Regions from separate parts of the Homo sapiens genome. Here all the other regions are linked to region 1. The links are chromatin contacts, found by Hi-C or POLR2A ChIA-PET in ENCODE. All regions are on one chromosome and are shown on one strand. The core of a region is the stretch at or near the end of the contact, and the rest is flanking DNA. Distances in the headings are between cores, read along the strand shown. Region 1 has its middle 72 kb from the start of PPP3CA-DT. Region 2 holds the start of SLC9B2 (solute carrier family 9 member B2). Region 3 holds the start of DNAJB14 (DnaJ heat shock protein family (Hsp40) member B14). Region 4 holds the start of CISD2 (CDGSH iron sulfur domain 2). Region 5 has its middle 97 kb from the start of DDIT4L-AS1. Region 6 holds the start of DDIT4L (DNA damage inducible transcript 4 like).

What was found. Hi-C counts contacts between places; a loop is a spot of excess contacts on that map. ChIA-PET counts read pairs that join two places held with the same protein, here RNA polymerase II (POLR2A). Pooled maps may share reads with other maps.
Region 2: a map with no recorded cell type shows a loop between it and region 1 (10-fold over the local background). The contact joins the promoter of SLC9B2 here to the enhancer-like site in region 1. A Hi-C loop is called at or near these places in 2 of 37 single-sample maps with no recorded cell type and 3 of 50 pooled maps.
Region 3: a loop to region 1 is called in a map of naive thymus-derived CD4-positive, alpha-beta T cell, with 8 times the contacts of the local background. The contact joins the promoter of DNAJB14 here to the enhancer-like site in region 1. A Hi-C loop is called at or near these places in 1 of 168 maps with a recorded cell type or tissue (naive thymus-derived CD4-positive, alpha-beta T cell), 2 of 37 single-sample maps with no recorded cell type and 7 of 50 pooled maps.
Region 4: a loop to region 1 is called in a pooled map, with 8 times the contacts of the local background. The contact joins the promoter of CISD2 here to the enhancer-like site in region 1. A Hi-C loop is called at or near these places in 5 of 50 pooled maps. POLR2A ChIA-PET finds 5 or more read pairs at or near these places in 2 of 52 experiments (activated CD4-positive, alpha-beta T cell and activated naive CD4-positive, alpha-beta T cell).
Region 5: a map of naive thymus-derived CD4-positive, alpha-beta T cell shows a loop between it and region 1 (5-fold over the local background). The contact joins two enhancer-like sites. A Hi-C loop is called at or near these places in 1 of 168 maps with a recorded cell type or tissue (naive thymus-derived CD4-positive, alpha-beta T cell), 2 of 37 single-sample maps with no recorded cell type and 10 of 50 pooled maps.
Region 6: a loop to region 1 is called in a pooled map, with 2.4 times the contacts of the local background. The contact joins the promoter of DDIT4L here to the enhancer-like site in region 1. A Hi-C loop is called at or near these places in 3 of 37 single-sample maps with no recorded cell type and 2 of 50 pooled maps.

The regions. Positions count from the first base shown.
Region 1 is chr4:101,417,708-101,421,024 of GRCh38, reverse strand. No RefSeq gene overlaps it. Among named protein-coding and RNA genes, the nearest start is that of PPP3CA-DT, 72 kb to the right of the region's middle. Within about 2 kb of position 1,509, at least 3 of the 41 ENCODE cell types and tissues checked have a DNase peak (open chromatin) inside an H3K27ac peak, as active enhancers do.
Region 2 is chr4:103,075,029-103,078,345 of GRCh38, reverse strand. It overlaps SLC9B2 (solute carrier family 9 member B2), which reads left to right and starts at 1,585. Exons shown (of 12, transcript NM_178833.7): 1 at 1,585-2,162. BDH2 (3-hydroxybutyrate dehydrogenase 2) reads left to right here. Exons shown (of 10, transcript NM_020139.4): 10 at 1-754. RefSeq lists an enhancer at 1,586-1,705 and a silencer at 1,816-1,925.
Region 3 is chr4:99,944,897-99,948,213 of GRCh38, reverse strand. DNAJB14 (DnaJ heat shock protein family (Hsp40) member B14) reads left to right here and starts at 1,596. Exons shown (of 8, transcript NM_001031723.4): 1 at 1,596-1,775. The coding sequence starts at 1,643. It overlaps H2AZ1 (H2A.Z variant histone 1), which reads left to right. Exons shown (of 5, transcript NM_002106.4): 5 at 1-126. RefSeq lists a silencer at 1,333-1,992 and an enhancer at 2,163-2,212.
Region 4 is chr4:102,867,465-102,870,781 of GRCh38, reverse strand. It overlaps CISD2 (CDGSH iron sulfur domain 2), which reads right to left and starts at 1,790. Exons shown (of 3, transcript NM_001008388.5): 1 at 1,595-1,790. The coding sequence starts at 1,697. It also overlaps a transcript of UBE2D3 not described here. RefSeq lists silencers at 1,530-1,649, 1,680-1,969 and an enhancer at 2,200-2,339.
Region 5 is chr4:100,091,834-100,095,150 of GRCh38, reverse strand. No RefSeq gene overlaps it. Among named protein-coding and RNA genes, the nearest start is that of DDIT4L-AS1, 97 kb to the left of the region's middle. Within about 2 kb of position 1,535, at least 7 of the 41 ENCODE cell types and tissues checked have a DNase peak (open chromatin) inside an H3K27ac peak, as active enhancers do.
Region 6 is chr4:100,188,835-100,192,151 of GRCh38, reverse strand. It overlaps DDIT4L (DNA damage inducible transcript 4 like), which reads left to right and starts at 1,684. Exons shown (of 3, transcript NM_145244.4): 1 at 1,684-1,849; 2 at 2,120-2,259. The coding sequence starts at 2,169. It overlaps DDIT4L-AS1 (DDIT4L antisense RNA 1), which reads right to left and starts at 2,119. Exons shown (of 5, transcript NR_125924.1): 1 at 2,078-2,119.

The sequences.
Region 1 (3,317 bases), core at 260-2,759:
AAATCATCAATATTTTAATTAAACTTAGATTTTATAGAATTATTTAATTTTACTTTTCTTGGAAATCCAAGAGATCAGGCATTTCTTGGGCTGTTTTAATACATGGCACCAATTGTTTGGAGTGGAAGAGCTGCTGACTCATTTTTAGACCAGATTTTCCACTTTACCATGGTCCCCAGCATTTCCTAATGCTAGTTTTTACTCACTTCAACATCTGCATTTAGCTGTTACCTACTTAAGTACTACAGACTTTTGAATTTGTAAGCCCTTCCCTTTAATATTTTAGCATTCAACTTAAAAATGAATAGAAGATTGTTGCTTTGTTTTGGGGATAGAAAAAGTAGATTTTAGTGATACAGACAGTCCCTGACTTAACAATAGTTCAAATTAACAGCTTTTCAACTTTAGGATGGTGAAAAAGCTATATGCATTCACTAGAAACCTTACTTCAAATTTTGAATTTTGATCTTTTCCTGGACTAGCAATATATCCTAAGATACTCTCACAATACTGGACAGCAATAGAGAGCCACAGTTCCCTGTCAGTCACAGGATTAGGAGGGTAAACAACTGATACTCTTCAGCGTACTGTGTTGCCAGATGATTTTGCCCAACTGCAGGCTAATATAAGTGTTTAGAGCATGTTTAAGGTAGGCTGAGCTATGAGGTAGGCGAGCTGTGATATTTTTCGGTTAGATGTATTAAATGCACCTTCAACTTAAAGATATTTTCAACATACAATGGGTTTATTGGGAGGTTAATTCCATTGTAAGTCAAGGAGCATCTGTATATTATTCCACTGGCCCATTTCTGACTCAGGTGTTAAAAAGTAGAAATCTAAATTGGCATGTGGAGAAAACACATGTACAAATAATTGTTGCCAATTAAATTAGTTGGTTAAATGAATTAGAAGAGGTTTCTCACTCACTTGCTGAAACAGAGGATTTTGTTCAAAATGTGTATGAGGATCCCACATCCTGAGATCAATTGGAAGTAGTGATGCCTGTGTTAACTAGAAGAGAATTCAAGAGTAAGTGGTTTGTTAATTCTTGAAGAGAAACCAAATGGCAGCCCCCCGCAAGCCTTAGAAACAAAAGTCAAAGGAAGCTACAAAGCAGAACAAACAAAGAAACTTTAGGGAGGTGGTGCCCAAAATCAGAGACGCCTTCATTCCCCTTTGATAATCAGTGTATAATGTGGCCACCAGTGGAGACCTAATACTACCAAATATACTGGCATTTACAATTACTTATTCAAGATAATAGTCCTTTATATACTCTGTCCTTCTCAGCATTAGATTCTCCTAATTACCAGTTGGCCATTTAGAGAGCTGGTCTTTCAAAAAAGGCACAATTGCACGTTGTTTTTTAGCTCAGCACTCTTCCTGACAGAATTATTGAGGAAGCATTATGCAAATCTATTGTTTACCAAAGCCATAAAACCATCTGGTCCTAGAGGTTCATTTTTTGTAGCTGACTTCTGGAAACCAGCGTGGGTTTAACTTCCTCTGTCCTTCCTATTCTAGCTGCCAAGCCACTGTTGACAAAACACAGGTGTTTTAAGTTACTCATTTTTGACTGGGCTTTTTATCGAGACCCTTGTTTTACTTAACTTTGTTCTAGTTTCTGTAAGATCACTTTATCTTCAGGATTTCCATGACTCAGTCAGTTTCTATACTTTCATATAGGCTTCATTTGAAAACCTTCTGAGTATTTCCAAATGTAGTCAAATACAAAGCGCGTTTGTAGGAAGCCATAAAAATGACCTGGGTAATATAACCAGGGGACATGGCCATAACATTCAGATGGCAGCATCTAGGTTTCCAAAATCAGCTCATGCTCCTACTTATACATCCATACATTTTGAATAACAGTTACCAGGAAATCTAAGATTTTGTTGCTGTTGAGTAGGTTGAATAAGTGAATTTAATTTTCAAGATCACTACATAAAATTATGCTCTTTAATTTTCTTTAATATGTGATTTTTGGATACTTCTTTTAACATATCACTGTTCTTTAATATATCACTATTATTCCAAATCACAGCAAATTCTGCCCTTACTTAGGGTGTGGAATTATATTTCCGCCAACAGAATTTCTCCAATATGATCTCCAGAAGGTGAAGTATATCATAGCTATCATAGCATAGAAGCTGAATGATGTCACTTTTAGGCACTAAATACCCTAATGGAGGGCAGCTGTCAGTTTCCAGCAGTTGGGGATGCCCTCTAATCTTCATACAATCTATATAACCATGAGCAGGAAGCAAAGGGAAGTTGTTTCAGTGATGTACACAAGTAAAGAGGTACATGCTACAATATTTTCTATGACATAAAATGTTACCAACACCTAAGGGCTTTTAAGACCATTGTAAACAATGTCAGATTCACTGCATTGTCCAAGTACTAGTAGAATAGATTGAACTTTCTGTGTGTCTGGATAGTTGCAAGTTAGACCAGAGAAGGAATTCTGGTGGCTTTTTGAGATAACAAAGACAGACAATTTTTAATATAGCATTAATACCCGTTATTTGATTATGATCTTTTTCACGAGTCCCCCTGTTTTACCATTTTGGCTAAATGAGCTCAGTTATTTGAAATCCCTAATGCCTAGTATTTTCTTAAATTGTATAACCTGTGTTATATACTAAGCTTATTATGAGTTGCTGACTTAAAAAGGGAGTAGGAGAGCAATACAAAGATGTGAACTTTGGTTAAAGTCAGAATCTTAGGAGTTGCCATTAGCTAAAAAAAGAAATAGTGGGAGGAGGATGTGGCTCTTTGCTCAAAGACTTATAGCGCTTTTCTGGCAGCCACATCCTGCCTGTGGCTAGGTCAACCCAAGTACCACATCTTACTGTTTTCTTGAATGATAAAACATTGTCTACAATTGAAGGGGCCTCTCTTTGCAATAAATCAATCTGATTACGAAAGGTTAATAAACATTTAGGGCTATAGGAAACTTGGGGCTTTGAGCTTTGCAAACATCATATATATGTGAAAATGTATGTAGCCAAGATATTTATTGATAATTTAAAAATATGTCATTATAGAAGACAACTTGGAAAAATACATAAATGTGGAAAGAAGAAATTTAAAGCTACCTCCTCTGATGTATTGAGAATAGCATTTATTTCTGCTAGTACATATGTATGTGCGAATGTATATATATGCACATATAGGAATGGTTTTGATTTTACAAATATGTATGTACTCATGTATTTACAAATGGAAAAATATTATCTGTAATTCACATATGATCATACTAAATATACATAATTGTTTTTCTTTTTATTTGCTTAATATTATAAGCATTTTTC
Region 2 (3,317 bases), core at 336-2,835, 1.7 Mb before region 1:
GACATAGTTTCTGGATAAATAAATGTAAATTTAAATATAAATTATGTAACAGGAAACAAACGAAATTAAAGAAAATAAATTTTTCAAGAAAAGTAAATTTATGGATGTTAATTCTGTAACATTGTCAGGGCAAAGTTTTTTGTTTTTATTTTAATTTAAGGGTTTTATGTTTGTTTTTTACTTGTTGCAACCTCAAATGACCAAATGGTATGATGCACACTGAGATACTCAATAAATGTGCAGTGATTCTTAGCCTTTTTTCCTAGAACTTTAATATTAACATGGAAAATTCTGAAATGGACAACAAAAAGATAACACTTTGTGTATGGGGAAGAATATCATGCAGTTGATGACGGTACATTAAAATTCACACAAAAGGACATTTTGACTAGCATTCAGAAAGAGTCCATTGATTATAAGATTATCTATGAGGTTTTGGACCGGGCACTACACTACCGAATTATGGCTAACTTTGGTTTGTGATCTAGACCAAGTCACCCAATCTATCTTGGATTTTAGTTTTCTGGTTTATGAAATTAAGGAGTTAAGCTAAATGACTTGGGTTTCTTTTCGTGTATCATAATCAAAATGCTGTAACTTCTCTAGTGAATTCATAGAACACTGACTCTTACAAGTATGTCATGAAATACTTTATGCTGTGAGCAGGTATACATGTATAATATATGTATAGCTATGAACAAATAAATTTTAAATAAATGCACAACGAATTCTACAAAATGGGCTCCAACATTAACAAATGATCTGAGTTAGTCTTTCTCACAGCCGACCATAAACTATAAAACATTTTTATAAACACTATCAGCAATAAAAACGAAGTAAAATCTAGCCAAAAAATTCAATGTTCTCCAAAGTCATGTTAATCAAATCAGGTGATATATTAATGAAGTACATATGACTAAAAGGAAAAATATATGTCATTCCTGTGGTAAGAGGAAGCTGAATGTCACTAGAAATTTTTACAAGCTTTAGGAGAGGAAGAGTTCCGTTTAGGAAAATAATCATTTCAGATGATCTGAAGAAGGGTATTGGATGGAACCTATCCAATAGGTTCATCACAAAAGAGGACCTGAGAGACAAGAATGAATGGTTTCTGACTGGTGGAGAAATTTGAGGATAATCTCCCTTGCTTGAAAAGCGGTGATTAAGATTGGCACTTGCTTACAGGAGTGAAAAACAGGTAAGGGGTGCGCGCGTCTTAACACACACAAGAGGAAATACAGAGAAAAGGAAGACACAAACATGAAATGAGAATTAAATGAAATAGAATCACACTGCTGATAGAAGGGTTAAAAATCTAAAATACAACAAGAAGGGCAGGTGTTAAGCGATAAAGGGGGGCAGAACAAGTCTTTTATCCGGCCATTTAATTGGTCACCTTAAGAAAGAATCCTATCTTCCCACCGCAGCTGAGAAGACACTTCTAAGAGGTACAGCTAAAAGGTGGAGGACTGATAGACAACTTAGAGGTTGGTTTCGGGAACGATAAAACAAGTAACGGGCTGCCCGGCCTGCGCCGCGGAGTCCCGAGGAGCCTGCGCTGTGCTCCTCTCGCGGTGTCTCGTCATCTCCGGGAAGACTCGGCGCCTGGGTCCGCGCTCTCTGGGTAAGCTTTCCGGGAAGCTTTCCCGGGAGCTCGCTGGTCCTGGCCCCAGAAGCCTGCGGACCCGCCCAGGGAGGATAAGCAGCTGAAAGACCGCGCGGTGCCGCTCCGAGGCCCCGGGACGTGGGCCCATGGTCGGCCTGGCGCCACCTTTCCGGGGGAAGCCACGCGCACCAGGCATCGCACGCGGCTCTGCACCCGCGCCGCCGGACCTGAAACCCGGCGGAGGGCACACGGGGCTGCCGCTGCGGGCCCCGGACCAACCCATGCTTACTCCGGAGCCTGTACCGGCGCCGACGGGTCGGACCTCCCTGCGCGGTGTCGCCCAGCGGGTTCGTGCGAAAGGCGGGGCCGACTACACGCGGTGCCGCGCCCTGAGACCGTTTATCTGCAGTCAACGCAGCCTCCCGGCTCAGCCTGGGAAGATGCGCGAATCGGGAACCCCAGAGCGCGGTGGCTAGACCGGGCTCCGCCGCCTCCCCCACAGCCCCTTTCCTAATCGTTCAGACGGAGCCTGGTCGACTTCGCCGGAGACTGCCAGGTGAGAGGCCCCAGAGACACTAAGGGTAAAAATAAACCCAGCGCCAGCGGCGGGTACCCTGTAGGCCTGCTGGACCGGAGACGCGAGCGAGGGGCCCAGCCTTTTCTGTTTGTACACCCGGTGACGGGCGCGTGTCTGTTTACTGTTGTAAGGTGTTGGCGTGGGTTTTCTTGCTTGCTTTTATTTTAGTTCTCAGATTAACCAGAGGGGGTGTTGCCTTTGTGGACTGGGTTAGCATCCTCGAGGTGCTAAGAATCATCGTATGCTATTGACTGAAGAATATAACCTTAAGACAGCAGTAGCTGCTGTAAGAGATAAAGTAAAACATCTCAGTAACTAAACATAGTTCAGGCTTATTTCTCGTTCATGTCAAGTCCATTCACGTGTTCAGCTGTTGGCCTTCTACTCAATTATTCAGGAACCCAAACTCCTTTTATATTATGGCTTTGCTATCCCCTAAGACCTTGGAGTCCTTAGTTTCCAGGCAACGGACAGAAAAAGAAAAGCTACTAGAGGATTGCATGAGGATTGTTTCTTATGGGTGAGGACTGGAAATCACATACTATTTATGTCCACATGCCATTGACCAGACTTCAGTCACATGCCACACTGACCTGCAAGGGAGACTGGAAATGTACTATGGACCCAGGCAGAAGAGTAAACGATTTTGGTAAACACATATCAGTCTCTGACCATCCCTTAAAGGGCAGACTGCATCTTAGTCATCTTTGTTACTCTTGTGCCTATCACACCAGAGAAACTTGTTAAGGCTTTGTGAGGCCGAGGTGGGCATATCACCTGAGGTCAGGAGTTCGAGACCAGCCTAGCCAACATGGTAAAACCCCATCTCTACTAAAAATATAAAAATTAGCTGGGCATGGTGGTGCACGCCCGTAATTCCAGCTATTCCGGAGGCTGAGGCTGAAGAATCGCTTGAACCCAGGAGGCACAGGTTGCAGTGAGCCAAGATTGTGCCACTGCACTCCAGCCTAGGTGACAGAGCAAGACTCCATCTCAGAAAAGAAAAAAAAGGAAATGAAACTTGTTAAGGGATGGGGTTGTTATGTGTCTAAAGTTGAAACTTAACCATATTTCATTGTGATTGCTTAGGAATCATTTATCATCCTTTATCATCCTGTAACTAGATTACAAGAT
Region 3 (3,317 bases), core at 347-2,846, 1.5 Mb after region 1:
TTGACTGTTTTTAAAAAACTGTTTGGATTTTAATTGTGATGCAGAAGTTATAGTAACAAACATTTGGTTTTGTACAGACATTATTTCCACTCTGGTGGATAAGTTCAATAAAGGTCATATCCCAAACTAGTTGTGTATTAAATTTGCTTGGTTGTAATAGGAACTTGTTTTGAGTATCTCATCTAGCAGCAATAACTAAGCACATTTCTTTGTGACTGAACTGTCAAATCTGTAGATCAACAAAGTGAGATAGCCCAAGTATATTTTTTTAATGTTATATGAGCTACTAAAGTTTTAATTTAAAAAGTTGGCAGGAGCTGGAGTGGGATTGTCAGTTTCTTAGGCTAAGTGTGACCATTTCAGTTTGTACATTGGCTTCGCTTGCTGTGTGACAGCACTGCACTAGTATGCTGTTAGCATGGTGGACTTGGGGAGGGAGAGAATAGGTAGGAATGTCCTGTATATCCACAGAATGAACTCCGAATTTAAACTTTAAAGATAATAGTGCTACGTGCCAGGCCCTGCTTTGAAGTCTGAAGTTGTTAAGTACTCAGTAACATCATTGGGGATATACTATCTCCATTTTATCGAAGAGAAGCAGGGTTTCTTATTTGAAAGTACCGAGTTATGGTAGTTAGCAGAATTAACAGCTTGGCTCACAGCATTATGTAAAAATTGTTACCTTGTGGTTGGGTTGAGCAGGTCATTTTGACAGTTTGTCATGTTTTTTTTTAAAAAATTTGCACATAGCAAACATTCCCCCCACCCCCACCGCGAAGACTAACAAGACACGGTACTTCCAAGTGGTAATGTTATCCAAATGGGACGGAAAAGGTGAAATCAAAAGTTTGCTTTCGTTAGGGCAGCCCCTGAGGGGCTGATTCCTGCCTTGTTTTGGCTACACAGGATTAAGGTCGATCTGCACCACTCGTTGCAAGCTACAAATTAAACTGCTTTGTACTTTGGATAGCCAGACATCCGGGTCAGAAAAAATGTAGCTGAAATAAGGCTGCCATACAAGCCCTAAGATTAGGTTCAAACGACGCTCTAACGTGTCCCGGAAGTGCTGAGACTGGACTGACACCTTGGTCCTCACCTGACCGCATCCTCCCTCGCTTGAGGGGCCCAGAGGCGGAACCTCCAAGTCCTGGCAATTTTACTGAAAACGAGTGTCCCCTTCCCGGACCCTGTCCTCCTGGCCTGAGCTGCGAGGGCCTCGCCTGGAGGTCACAGGGCACGGCGCTACCAATGCCGGCAATCGGGTCCCGGGCGGAACCCCTCCCCGCGATGGGCAGCCCGGCTGCTATCGTCCGCCTCCCGGGCAGGTCCGCTTCGAGCCTGCTGGCGCCGTGCGCGGACCACCGAGTCAGCTCGGACGCCCCGGCCCAGGAGGTTGGTCCTGGGCCGGGACGGATGCGGATCGCGCCCTAGGGGCCCGCGGGGGGCGGGGAGGCCGCCGTGAGGAGGCGGAGCTGCGAGGCCCGCCCGTCCGCCCGGGCCGTCGCAGCCGCTGCCGCGGTCCCCTGCGCTCCTCCCCGCTGCCGCCGCACGCCCCCAGCCGGTCCCGCCTCGCCTCCTCCGCGGCGGCGGCTTCCGCCCTTCTTAGCTGCGCTGCCGGAGGAAACGGAAGAAGGAGCAAGCTATGGAGGGGAACAGGGATGAGGCTGAGAAATGTGTCGAGATCGCCCGGGAGGCCCTGAACGCCGGCAACCGCGAGAAGGCCCAGCGCTTCCTGCAGAAGGCCGAGAAGCTCTACCCACTGCCCTCGGCCCGCGGTGAGACCTCAGCGTCCCTTCTCTTCCTGCCCAATCCCCAGACCACCGCGTAGCCCGCCCCTGCCCCCACCTCGGCCCCTCCTGGAGGCCTGCGGGGCCCCCGGCCTGTCTGAGCCAGCCCCAGCCCCAGGCCCGGTGGGGAGCATCCCGACACACCCCCGCCCTGGCCCCAGCCCCGGCTCCGGGCTGGGGCTCGGGGAATGCTGCGCGAGGTTCCTCTGCACCCGCCTGCCCGCCGGCTCCGCGTTCCGCTGTCCTAAATGTCCGGGTTTCATTCTCCCTGGAGGAGACTTGTCTGGTCCCGTCTTACCACAGTGAGGCTTTATTTGTATCTGTGTTGTTTATGTGGCCCCCTCCCTCCCCATTCTCAGTCCTACATAAGGCCTAGGCCCCTATCGAAGTGAGAGGAATGGTGTACTCTAGTGGCTAATCTCAGATTCCATGTTTCTGAGATCTGTAGAAAACTGTTCCCAAAGCAAACATCGAATACCTGAGATGACATTGCTTTTCCCTGGGAGAGAGTTCCTTTAAAAGAGAAGAGCACACTTTCGGCAAGAATGGTCAAGAGTCAGTAATGATTGCTGAAGAGTATCTGATTTGATAACACCATGATTATCGACGAACCAAATCTCTGAGGAATATGGTACTGGGTTTCCTTTAGTTGAAGTCAGCTTATTTATTTTCCTACTCGATAGGCTTCGGAGTAATAATAGCCAACATTTATTGAGCACAAAGTGCCAATAGTTGTGCCCAACATTTTGCATGGATTATTTCATTTATTCCTCAGAACAATTCTGTGTAGAGGTGCAGGATTCATTTGACCAGGTTTACCCACGTGGAAACAGACTTTCTGATAATTAATGAATGAATTAGCGAATGAATGAAAGTATCTTACCCAAGGTCACACAACAATTAGTAGCAAAGTCAGAATAGTAGCTGAACTTTCAGACTCGAAAAGGCCTTTAACCGCTACACTGTTGCCTTGCCATTAGTATTTCCAGGTTAAGAAGAAAGTTATCGATAGATTCAATTAATTGTAGAAAATTATTAATGAAAATATGGGGCCACTTGTTTTGTTGTCTCTTAAATTTTTTTCTCTACGTCGTTGAAGCCCTGTGCTCTTTGCTTTTCTCTCTATCCTTTCCATTACATTGCCTTCTAACACTATACCCATGAGGACAGGAAAATAAAATGAAAGAAAAGAGTTAATAATTTTTTAAGTTGTGGTTTAAAAACCTGCCAAATTTACGGTCTTAACTATTTTTAAGTGTGCAGTCCATTAGTGAAGTATATTGACATTGTTGTGCAAGGACTCTTCAGAACTTTTTCATCTTACAACACAACTGTGTACTAATCAGACAGCTCCCTACCGCCCCGTCTCCTAAGACCCTGGCAACTACCATTCTACTTTGTGTTTCTGTGAATTTAACTACTTTAGTTACCTCAGATAGGTAGATTCATGCAGTATCTTTTTGTGACTGTCTTACTTCACTTAGCATAATGTTCCCAAGTTTCATTTATGTTGTAACGTGAAGAATTCCT
Region 4 (3,317 bases), core at 541-3,040, 1.4 Mb before region 1:
TATTAAAATATGTAAAGTACTTAAGTAAAAGAAGTGGGGAAAGCCAAAATTTTATGGAATTGCTGCAATTCTGTCAGAGTAAACTGGTAGGATCAAAAGATCTGATGTTTATAAACACTTGATGTGAAACGTTTTTCATTTTATTTTACTTTTGCATTGCTTCTGATGTTTAATGTTCCTTTTTAATGTTTATTATTGTTACCATGCTTTCTATTCAATTGCATGTTTTCTACTAAAACTCTTAATATTTAAAAAATATTAAAATCTCACAATCCACTCAACAGAGCGTCTGTCTGACCATAATTCAATGAATCTCTAGATTTGGAAGAGAATTTGTCATCTAGTTTATCCCTTCTAAATCTATCGACCACCCACCACCAGAGTCTTTTTGTTTGTTTTTTTCATCTTTGAGAGGGGCTATCACTGAAGCACCACATTTGTTTGGGGAAAGCATTCTTTAATTTAAAAAAAAATCTTCCTTAGACTGAAATTCACCTCCCAATAACCTTCACTAATTTGGTTAATTTGTTATCAGTTCTATATTTTAGTCTACACAAATCTTATTTTTCTTCTACCAGACAGCTGTGCGATTGCTGTATTTTAGGTCAGGTACTACAGATCTTTAGAACGTTCCCGGCGAAGCAACCCTATTTACCTCAGAATTATCTTAATTCATGTTTGCACTCCCTGATAACCTAGGACATAGGAGTTCAATACTTGCTGATTCCTTCACCATCCTACTCGGTCTGAGTTCCGTTTAGAAATATCCCCCTTACAATGAAATGCTCATAACTCAACACAATCTCCCAAGTGTTGACTGCATTCTGGAGATTTTCATCCTTTAGATGTGAAATCCTCATGAGTTGTGTGGGTTAAGTGAGGGTCCTTAAGTATAGAACGTTACATATATTCACTAAATTTCATTTTCTAAGATTTCACTCCTCATACCGGCCTTCGAATACTTTCTTGGGTAAGGTATCTTTCTTCCAACTTAAGTTACCGCAGCGGGCCCCGGGACCGTAGAAACGGAGATGACCTCAAATGCCACCTATGATAGGTCAATTCTAACCTGAGGGAATGGAGGTTATCTCCTAATTTCGTTACTAAATAAAACGGTCATATACGTGTTACGTGTAAGTCTATATTTCTCTCCCACACACTCCCACCCACATGCTGAGGGTACAACCCAGCCGGTAGCTGGGGCTGCCTGTTACATGAGGCCTTAGATAACGACGACTTAGCCCGCTTTAAAATAAACAAGTACGCTACAGAGAGCGATGAGCAGGACAGGAGATGAAAGAGACTGGCCTGTTCCCAACTCAGCACCTTCTCTGCAAAAACCTGGTATCTTGCCACGGAATGACACCGGAGACAACTCCGAGGACAAAAGACCCTGGGGCATCAAGCACCCGGAGACTGCCTCACAGGCGTTCCCCAGGCAGCTGCGTCGGCGCGCGCCCACCTTCCTCTGCGCGCGGGGATCACGTGCCAGGCGCCGAGCTCCGTCCCGCCCCTTGGCCCTAGGATTTTTACGCCTCCTTCCCCCGCTTGGCGAACGTGCAAGGATGGGGACTGGCTGATGGGGGAGGATTACCTGTGAGCCTAGCGAACCCGGTAATGCTTTCAGGGACTGGGAGCCGCTTCAGATATGCAGGGAGCTGCACCTTCACGATACGGGCCACGCTCTCCAGCACCATCCTGGCCAGCGGCGTCCACTCCTCTCCCGAGCCCCCTCCGCTCTGGCCAAGCTGCCGCGCCTGCGCCGGGAGCGGAAGCGGCCGGCGGGCACTGGCGGCCTCGGCCTGGGCGGCGGGCGGGGCGGCGGGCCCTGGGAGGAGAGGTGACCTGCCGGGCGCCGATTGGCGGCGGGCGAGTGACGTACGCTCGCGGCGGACTGCCGAGGCGCGGGAACTGGCGGGTAGCGAGGCCCTCCTCGGAATCTCGTGTGAAGGTGGCCCTCCTCTTGGGCCTTTAACGTCTGTAGATGCTGGAGACCAGCAGAAAGGATACTGTGTGCGATGAGATAAGCATGTGAGAATGCTTTCTAACCGAAAGTGCCTTTCAAAAGTGAGTCTCTTGCTGTCTCTACTTCGTCCCCTCTCGCCCCGCCTCTTCCCCTACAGTTTGGGTGCTGTGGCCCTAGGGTTGCATACTCGCCCATGAGTATCCTCCCCCTACCCAGACCCCAGTGCCTAATTTTACTCCTTCACCCAAAGGCCAGGCTTAAAAAAATAAAAATTAAAATATTTTAACTAAACCAGGAACTGTTTACATCTCTGCCCCTTGGCAACTTAACTGCAGCCCTAGCTCCAAAAACCTCTGGTTTTTGCCACTCAGAGAAGATTCGTAGTAGTCCTTCCTTAGATATTTTCAGTTCCTTTTCCTTCGGGAAAGTGGTAAAAGAATCCAAAGCTGGCCGGGCGCGGTGGCTCACGTCTGTAATCCCAGCACTTAGGGAGGCCGAGGCGGGTGGATCACGAGGTCAGGAGTTCGAGGCCAGCCAGGTCAAGATGGTGAAACCCCGTCTCTACTAAAAATAGAAAAATTAGCCGGGCGCGGTGGCAGGTGCCTGTCCCAGCTACTCGGGAGACTGAGGCAGGAGAATCGCTTGAACCAGGGAGGCGGAGGTTGCAGTGAGCCGAGAATGTGCCACTGCACTCTAGCCTGGGAGACAGAGCAAGACTCCGTCACAAAAAAAAAAAAAAAAAAGAATCTAAAGCCTTATGTATGGTTTTCTTTATGTTACAAGGCTTCTGCTGAAGTCTAGCGCAGGGGGTCCTTATGGCTTCCCTAGGCCACACTGGAAGAAGAATTGTCTTGGGCCACACATAAATACACTAACACTAATGGTAGCTAATGAGCTAAAAAAAAATTTTTTTTCATAAAGTTTTAAGAAAGTTTACAGATTTGCATTGAGTGGCATTCAAAGCCATCCTGTTGGGCAAGCTTGATCTTGAAGGTTTTAATTTTGTTGTTGTTGTTGTTGTTACAAGGTTTCGCTCTATCGCCCAGGCTGTAGTGCAGTGGTCAGATCATAGCTCACCGCAGACTCTAACTCCGGCTTAAGGGATCCTTCTGCCTCAGCCTTCCAAGTAGCTGGGTTTACAGGCGTGTGCTGCCACACCCAACGAATTTTAAAAATTTTTGTGTGTATGTAGATGGAGTCCCATTATATCGCCCAGGCTGGATAGTTGTTTTTATTAATATCTCTAAAAGATTTGAAGGGTAAGAGGAGAAAATTTCACTCCCTTGAAATAACTTTCTTGCTATGACTTTGTTTCATATTTTGGCTGAAGTCAAAATGTCCGAAGTTGTGC
Region 5 (3,317 bases), core at 286-2,785, 1.3 Mb after region 1:
TTCACCTTCATAAATCCTTGGAATTTCTACATGATAAAACTAGATTATGCAGAAGGTGTAATACATGAGGATGAGGCATATTTCCAGCAAATACGTAAGCACTGGGAGACTAATAATAGCCAAACACCTTACTCTACTAACAATTAGGAGGAATATAAGAAGAGGGTGCTTTGGTGTTTGAAGCGTCTAAGCCTTGGTTTCTTATTTTACACTTTCGTTTGGAGGGCAGATTGTTTTGAGTCAACATAAAGTGACTTCAGCTGAAGGGAGACTGGGATGTTCACAGTGGGCCTATAAACATTTTTAAAAACATCATTCAACGTTGATTCTGCCTTCACGGAGAGCCTACACTACACCAGGCACTGGGTTGGGCACTGTGACAGGGCTGATTCAAATAAACCCTTATGATATTTCCCTGTTGCTAAACTTCCAGAGTATTGACTGGCAATTTTTGGCCAACCTTCAAGCCTGATACATTCTTCTTTATTTGTCAATCTACCCTTTTGGTAATGTGGTAAAGAATCAAGTGTTTCTCTTCAGCAGCAATTCATCAGATAATTGCTCACTTTATTTAGTTGATGTGGACACAGCCAATCTATGTCATTCTGGTCAAAATAATACATTTGCCCTAACATTAGTGTTTTTTGTTTGTTTGTTTGTTTTTACTCTGAATTAAGCACATGAGGCCCTCAACAGAACCTGCATTAGACATAGCACCTGGTGGACAAAATATCCCTAATAAGCATTTGCTTGATTACATTCAGGCTTTAATTTTATTATCTAGAAAAGTGCTATTTCACCTTTATAGGTTTGGATTTGGTTATGTACTTTAAAAGCTTCAGGTAAAACAATGAGTAGATTCCTTTGTGAGAGCCCTCACAGTAAAACCAGAAGGCTGAAGGATACTGAGAGCATAGCCTGGATTGCGGATCCTAATTGACCAGTGCTGTGGTCTTACCTGGGTCATTTATCAGCTGTAAACAGTAGGCAAATTGTTTAATCTGAATGTCTCCTTCCTAATATTAGCATTTAGAACAATAATTCCAACTGGATGAGGTTATTTTTGAGATTTAATAATATAATAAATGTAAAGCCCATGGCATATATCAGACTTTTAATACATGTTTATTTCCTTTTTTCCCTCTCTCCTAGCAAAAATTTAACTTTGTCTTGAAGCTTGCCAAATAAGAAGGCCCCCAAAGTTGCTTGCTCTTGCAAGGATTACAGACTCTCATATTCACTCAAGTACTTAAGAAGTGTCAGGCACATTCCAAACTCCAAAGGAAATTAAATGCTGTTCCCCTGCCACCCACTCTGTCCCCCAGGGACCCCAAGCACATTAAAATAACATTAAGGCAATGATTTAAGCTGAAAATTGGGCTGCCAGGGAAAGCACCAGGCCCCAGTTCTCAGAAGCTTAGCTATACCTATGGGCACAACAGGGTGGCTCCCCTGGCTGGCTGACGTCAGAGCTTAAAGTTGTTTTTACCCCTGGCATTTGTGGGAAGGAAAGGGAGGGGTGAGGAGCGCGGGTGCCTCTTGTTCATTAAAAAAGCCTTCTGGGGACCCCTAGTGGCCACCAGCTATCATAGGTTTCTCTGCCAAAAGAAATCATGAGGCCTCAGGAAAACTACCTGGGGCTTCAATTGTATTTGTCTTCGTTCTCTCCTCAGTGATCCAAGTTTTTTCTCGGAAGTTAGTGGTTAAAAGGTAACCACTTTGTAACAGGCCTGTACAGCTCTCAAGTTTAGAAATTGGAGTTACGGGTGGCATAGACATCAAAATGATGGCATCAAATTGAAGGAGAGCTCTGAAATCCTCTTTTAATCCTCACCAGGAAAGCAGAAGGCAGAGCAAGCAGGCTGAAGACTGACAGAGAAGCATTTGCATGTCCTCCATGAGCCCTGATTTTCATGGGAACAGCTGTCTCAGTGACTGCATACAAGGTCCCACTTCTTAGATCTGTTCCCGGAGACGCAAGAGAAGAAGTAGAATAATAAGTCAAGGCTGTCCTGCTCATAAACAAATGTCAGACTCTTGTAGCTGGTGTGTTTCTGCTTCCTGAGTCTTTATTTCCCAAACCCCAGTGAACATAAGCAATAAAGCTATATCATGCTGGGGAATAAATAATAAATGATTCAGCCTCGACTCCAGGCATGTGTGGAGAATAGATATGGACCCAGCAAGGATTTATATACACAAAGCACCACGACACTCCTGGTGAGAAACTTTTCCTTTCGGGGAGAAACTGAGAAAACACAAGTTTGTTTCAAAGTGGAACAGGGGGTGATTTTGGAAACAACATAGTGTTAGTCATTCAGATTAATCTTCAATTCAGCCCTCCAAGCCTCAGTTCTTTCCTCGCAATGATGAGGCCCAAAGCTAACTCCTCTTTCGGCAATTAAAGAAGAGAGTGCAACACCACACTTAACATCCACTAACAGATGAGGTACCAGAAGCTTCAGCGTAGCCTAGAGACAGCACACTAGGCATAGCTATTAAGGACCCACCTTCAGAAATTTGCAATCTTGTGTTGTTAAATTAAATAAGCAGGAGACCATTGGCCTGGGACTGTCTCATATTTTGAGGTCCTACATAACAAACCACAACCTAATCTAGTACATAAACAAGCCAAAACCTAACTTAGGAGTATATTTTCTTCTTGCGAGTAGCCAAGTTTCAACCAATCACAAACAGCTGACCATCAAGCCAATCACAGGGAGCCAACTGATCAGATCATGCTCAAATAAGGCAGATGCCTCAACACGCCGTGGCCCAAAAAGGCAAATGCCTAGCCGAAGCCAATCAGATGATTTTTTTTCTATTTTTCTTCTGTGTTCATCCTATAAAAGCTTACTGCTTACACTGCTGGGTGGAGCTCTTAAAACCTCTTCCGGTTCTGAGTATTGCTCAATTCACGAGTTGTTCTTTGATCAAATAAAGTCTGTTAAACGAATTTGTCTAAAATTCTTCTATAACAATATCTCTGGCTTTCTTGCTGACTGTCCTGCCTTAGTGGTCACTGGAGGTAGAGCTATCACTTGCGGCATTAGCTGCGACAGGAAACATCACCCCAGGCAGCCAGAACAGAAAAGGAAAATGGCAGACAGCACAGGTTTTCAAGGACTAGCTTGTCATTCATGAGTCCTTTGAGCATGCTTTTTGTAGTGGATTCAATGGTTACACCCCAGAAAGATATGTCTATGTCCAATCCCCTGGAACCCATGAACATGATCTTATTTGGAAAAAGGGATTTTGCTGATGTCATTAAATTAAAGGTCTCGAGATGAGATCATTCTGGATTATCCAGGTAAGCC
Region 6 (3,317 bases), core at 435-2,934, 1.2 Mb after region 1:
AATTCTAAAAATCCTCCTTGGAGGCAGGTTAAGTGGCAGCCTCATTAGTAATGCTGCCCAGACAAGGACAAGAGGCTCTGTGGCCTGCCCAGGGACTGACTGTCAGGCGGCTGGCATCCAACTCCTGACCATGGGCCCATCCATTGGTCCTGAACACCCTAGCCACTGAAACCGCTTTTTAATTGGCTTAAATGGGCTTGTTTATTTTCCACTTTTCTGTTTATTGAAGTAGAAGTGGAAACTGGCCTTCAAAGACCAGTCTATCAGCATCTCCTTCCTTGGCTCGCCTGACCTTCAGGCAGTGCAGCTGCCTGAACTGAGTTAAAAATGGACTGTCAAGCTGGCTTTAATTTCTGCTGCTCTGCGTCCGAATGTCCTCCCACTGATCTGTTTATCACACCCTCTATACCCCTTCTGTTGTTGTTTTTCTAAGAGTTTTATGCCAGGACAGCTGAAACTGCCTTTCAAGGTTCTAACCTGCAAATCCTTCTACACATAATCCTAGAGGGCCTGGGAGCCAACACTGGGATCTCTACTGTAGGAACAACCTTCTCCCTCCAGGCATCCCCTAACGCACCCCAAGCTGACTCTCTGAACAGATCATCTCCTACTGGCACACCAAAGCGAGAAAACCGTGGCTTAATAACTTTGGAAGAAAAAAATCAGGTTTGGCTTCTTGCTCATGGGCTATGCGGGCATGTTGCCTCTTTCCAGGGCTCCTCTGCCTCTCTGTGTGTTCCTGTGCAGGACCGCACGGAGCCCTCACAGGGATTATCTGCTGATCCCCAGCAGAATATAAAACTCTTTATCTTCAGTCTCTGAAACCTCTTCAAAATATCCCAAACCAAAGATCCTCCCAACAGGGCTCGCCAGAAACTTCTGCCTCCGGAAATGACAGTTGCTCTCGATGCACGGATAGAGGAGTACCTAAGATCCTACTAATGGTATTGTGTGTTTCTTGGCAAACTCCCGCTCAATTCAAGCTCCCCGCGCTCTGGGGCAAGGTCTAATTAGAAGAGTGCCAGGCTCACCCTTCCTGCGAAGAAAACGCATTAGCCACAGATGTAAGTGCACGAAGAATGCCAGGGAGCCACGGAGTGCGTGGGGTCATTAAGGCCCTTCTTAAAATGCTGGCGAGCCTTCGATGCGGGAAAGGAAAACTAGATCTGACCGCTTGCAGCAGAGGAGGATACAGAAACCCTGGGAGGCAGAGTAGAGTTGACTGGGTTAGAGGCCAGAAATAAGTGCATAAATGATGCTCAGTGGACGTTGCAACAGATTTAAGCCAAGTGTTCAGGATGACACAGCAAAGCCCCAGGACAAGGAAATGCACAGATCGCTTAAAGCTTCCCGCTGCCGGGAGCAGCCTGAGTGTGAAAGCGCGGACGCTCGGGGAGGGGTCGCACTGAACAATCAGGTTCAGGCTTTGACGAGTCGTGCACCCGGAATTGCGGTCCCAGTGGCCCGAGATCTACCCTGGAAGCAACAGGTGTCCGCTCTACCACAGGCTTATCCTCAACTCCCTGTGGCTAGGCTCGGGCTCCCTGGAAGTGTAGAGGTTGAAAGGGGACCAGACTCTGGAGGGGAGGGGCGGGGCGCTGGCCGGGGAGGGGCGGTGCAGGTGGGCGGGCCTGAGCAGGGTGGGGACTGGACCTATAAAGTTCTCGCTGCCCCGGAGGCTATGCTACTGCGAGGAGCCGGCGCAGGGTGGCCCGGGAGGGGTGAGCAGGGTGCCGCTGGCTGCTGGGGTCTGCAGGTCACCGAGTCCCCAGGAGAGGGGACTCCTAAGAAGCCACCTGCCTGTGTTTACCCGGCAGCGAGCGCGCAGGCCCCCGCGAACTCCTGGCAGGTGAGCGAAGCTGCGGCCTTGGTGGGGGCAGCGGGGCCGGGGGGCGCTCCGCGGGGCAGGTCGCTTCCAAGTTTTGCGAACTGTTGAGTTAGTTTCAGGTTGCGGCTCCGCTCCCAGGGCTTTGTCAAATTGAGTTGCAGAGGCCGGTTCCACCCCTTTGGCAAAGGAGTTCCTCCGCTAGTTCGCTCCCGGGACGCCGGGCATTTTAGGAGCCTCTGCACGACTCGCCTGCTTTTGCAAATCCGTCTCTTCTCGCCTCATTTTTTCCAGCGCTCAGGAAAGGCCGTTGCGCCTCGCGAAGGAAACAGAGCCGTTGACCATGGTTGCAACTGGCAGTTTGAGCAGCAAGAACCCGGCCAGCATTTCAGAATTGCTGGACTGTGGCTATCACCCAGAGAGCCTGCTAAGTGGTGAGTGTCCCCGCTGTCCACCCTTCTCCCCTCCCAAGGTCGGTGCCTCTGGATCTATTGGGTGGGCGGGCTTTCGACTTCCTCCCCTACCTCTATGTAGGAGGTGCCACAAAATCCATCTGAGGAGACTCCTTTCCAAATTTTCTAACATCTTCTCTCCATGATAGAAACAAAAGTAGCAAAAGTAGAATACCCGAGGGCTGCATCTTTCTAGTCTGGTGCCAGTAGGCCCCTTGGGATTAAGTTCCTTATCTTACATGATTGTGAAGAACACAGTTATGTGTGTTTTAGCAAATGTATTTACCCTGTAATCAATATCGCCCCTCCCCCTGAATTCCGACGCACCTATTTGCCAGGTATTCCTCACTCTCCCCTGACTCCAGGGAACTACTGATCTGATTTTTATCATTCCAAGTTAGTTTTGCCTTTAGGTAAGTGGAACCATACAGTAGGTATTCTTTTGTGTCTGGTTTCTTTCCCGCAGCCTAATGTTTTTGAGATTCTTTTATGTCCGTTGCTTAAATCAGTGTGTTCGTGTTTATTGTTTATTACTGAGTAGGATTTTCAGTCGTGGATATATCCATTATTCCATTTTTAATGTGAGAAGGAAACTGTTGAACAGCAGCGGTGCTTGACTTGCTGTCATTTGGAATTTTAACAGCAGTTTCTAGGTGAACACACTGCTCTGACACTAAAGAGCTGTAAGAGCATAGATAAACTGCTTAAGCTCTTCGTGTTTTTCTCCTTTCAAGGTGAAGTGGTTGATGACCTAATTTACAGGCCAGAACTCCAAACTTACACGAAGTGGAGAGGAAAAGCCAGTGGCTGATGAAGGTGGAGTAGGCTTAGAGAGAGGAGCTGGGAGGGCATCTGCCTGCACCTTGTTCATTTGACTCCGTGTGGTGTGGCATCCTGCCAAGGGGTAGGATTAATTTGAGGTGTAGGTGACCAAATGCAGAGCTATCTCTTTTCCTTTGAGCCCAGCTAATTTTATTTCCCTAGGACTATTTTGTTTTGCTTGGCTAAGAAAAACCACCCAGCCGGTTACAAATATCCTC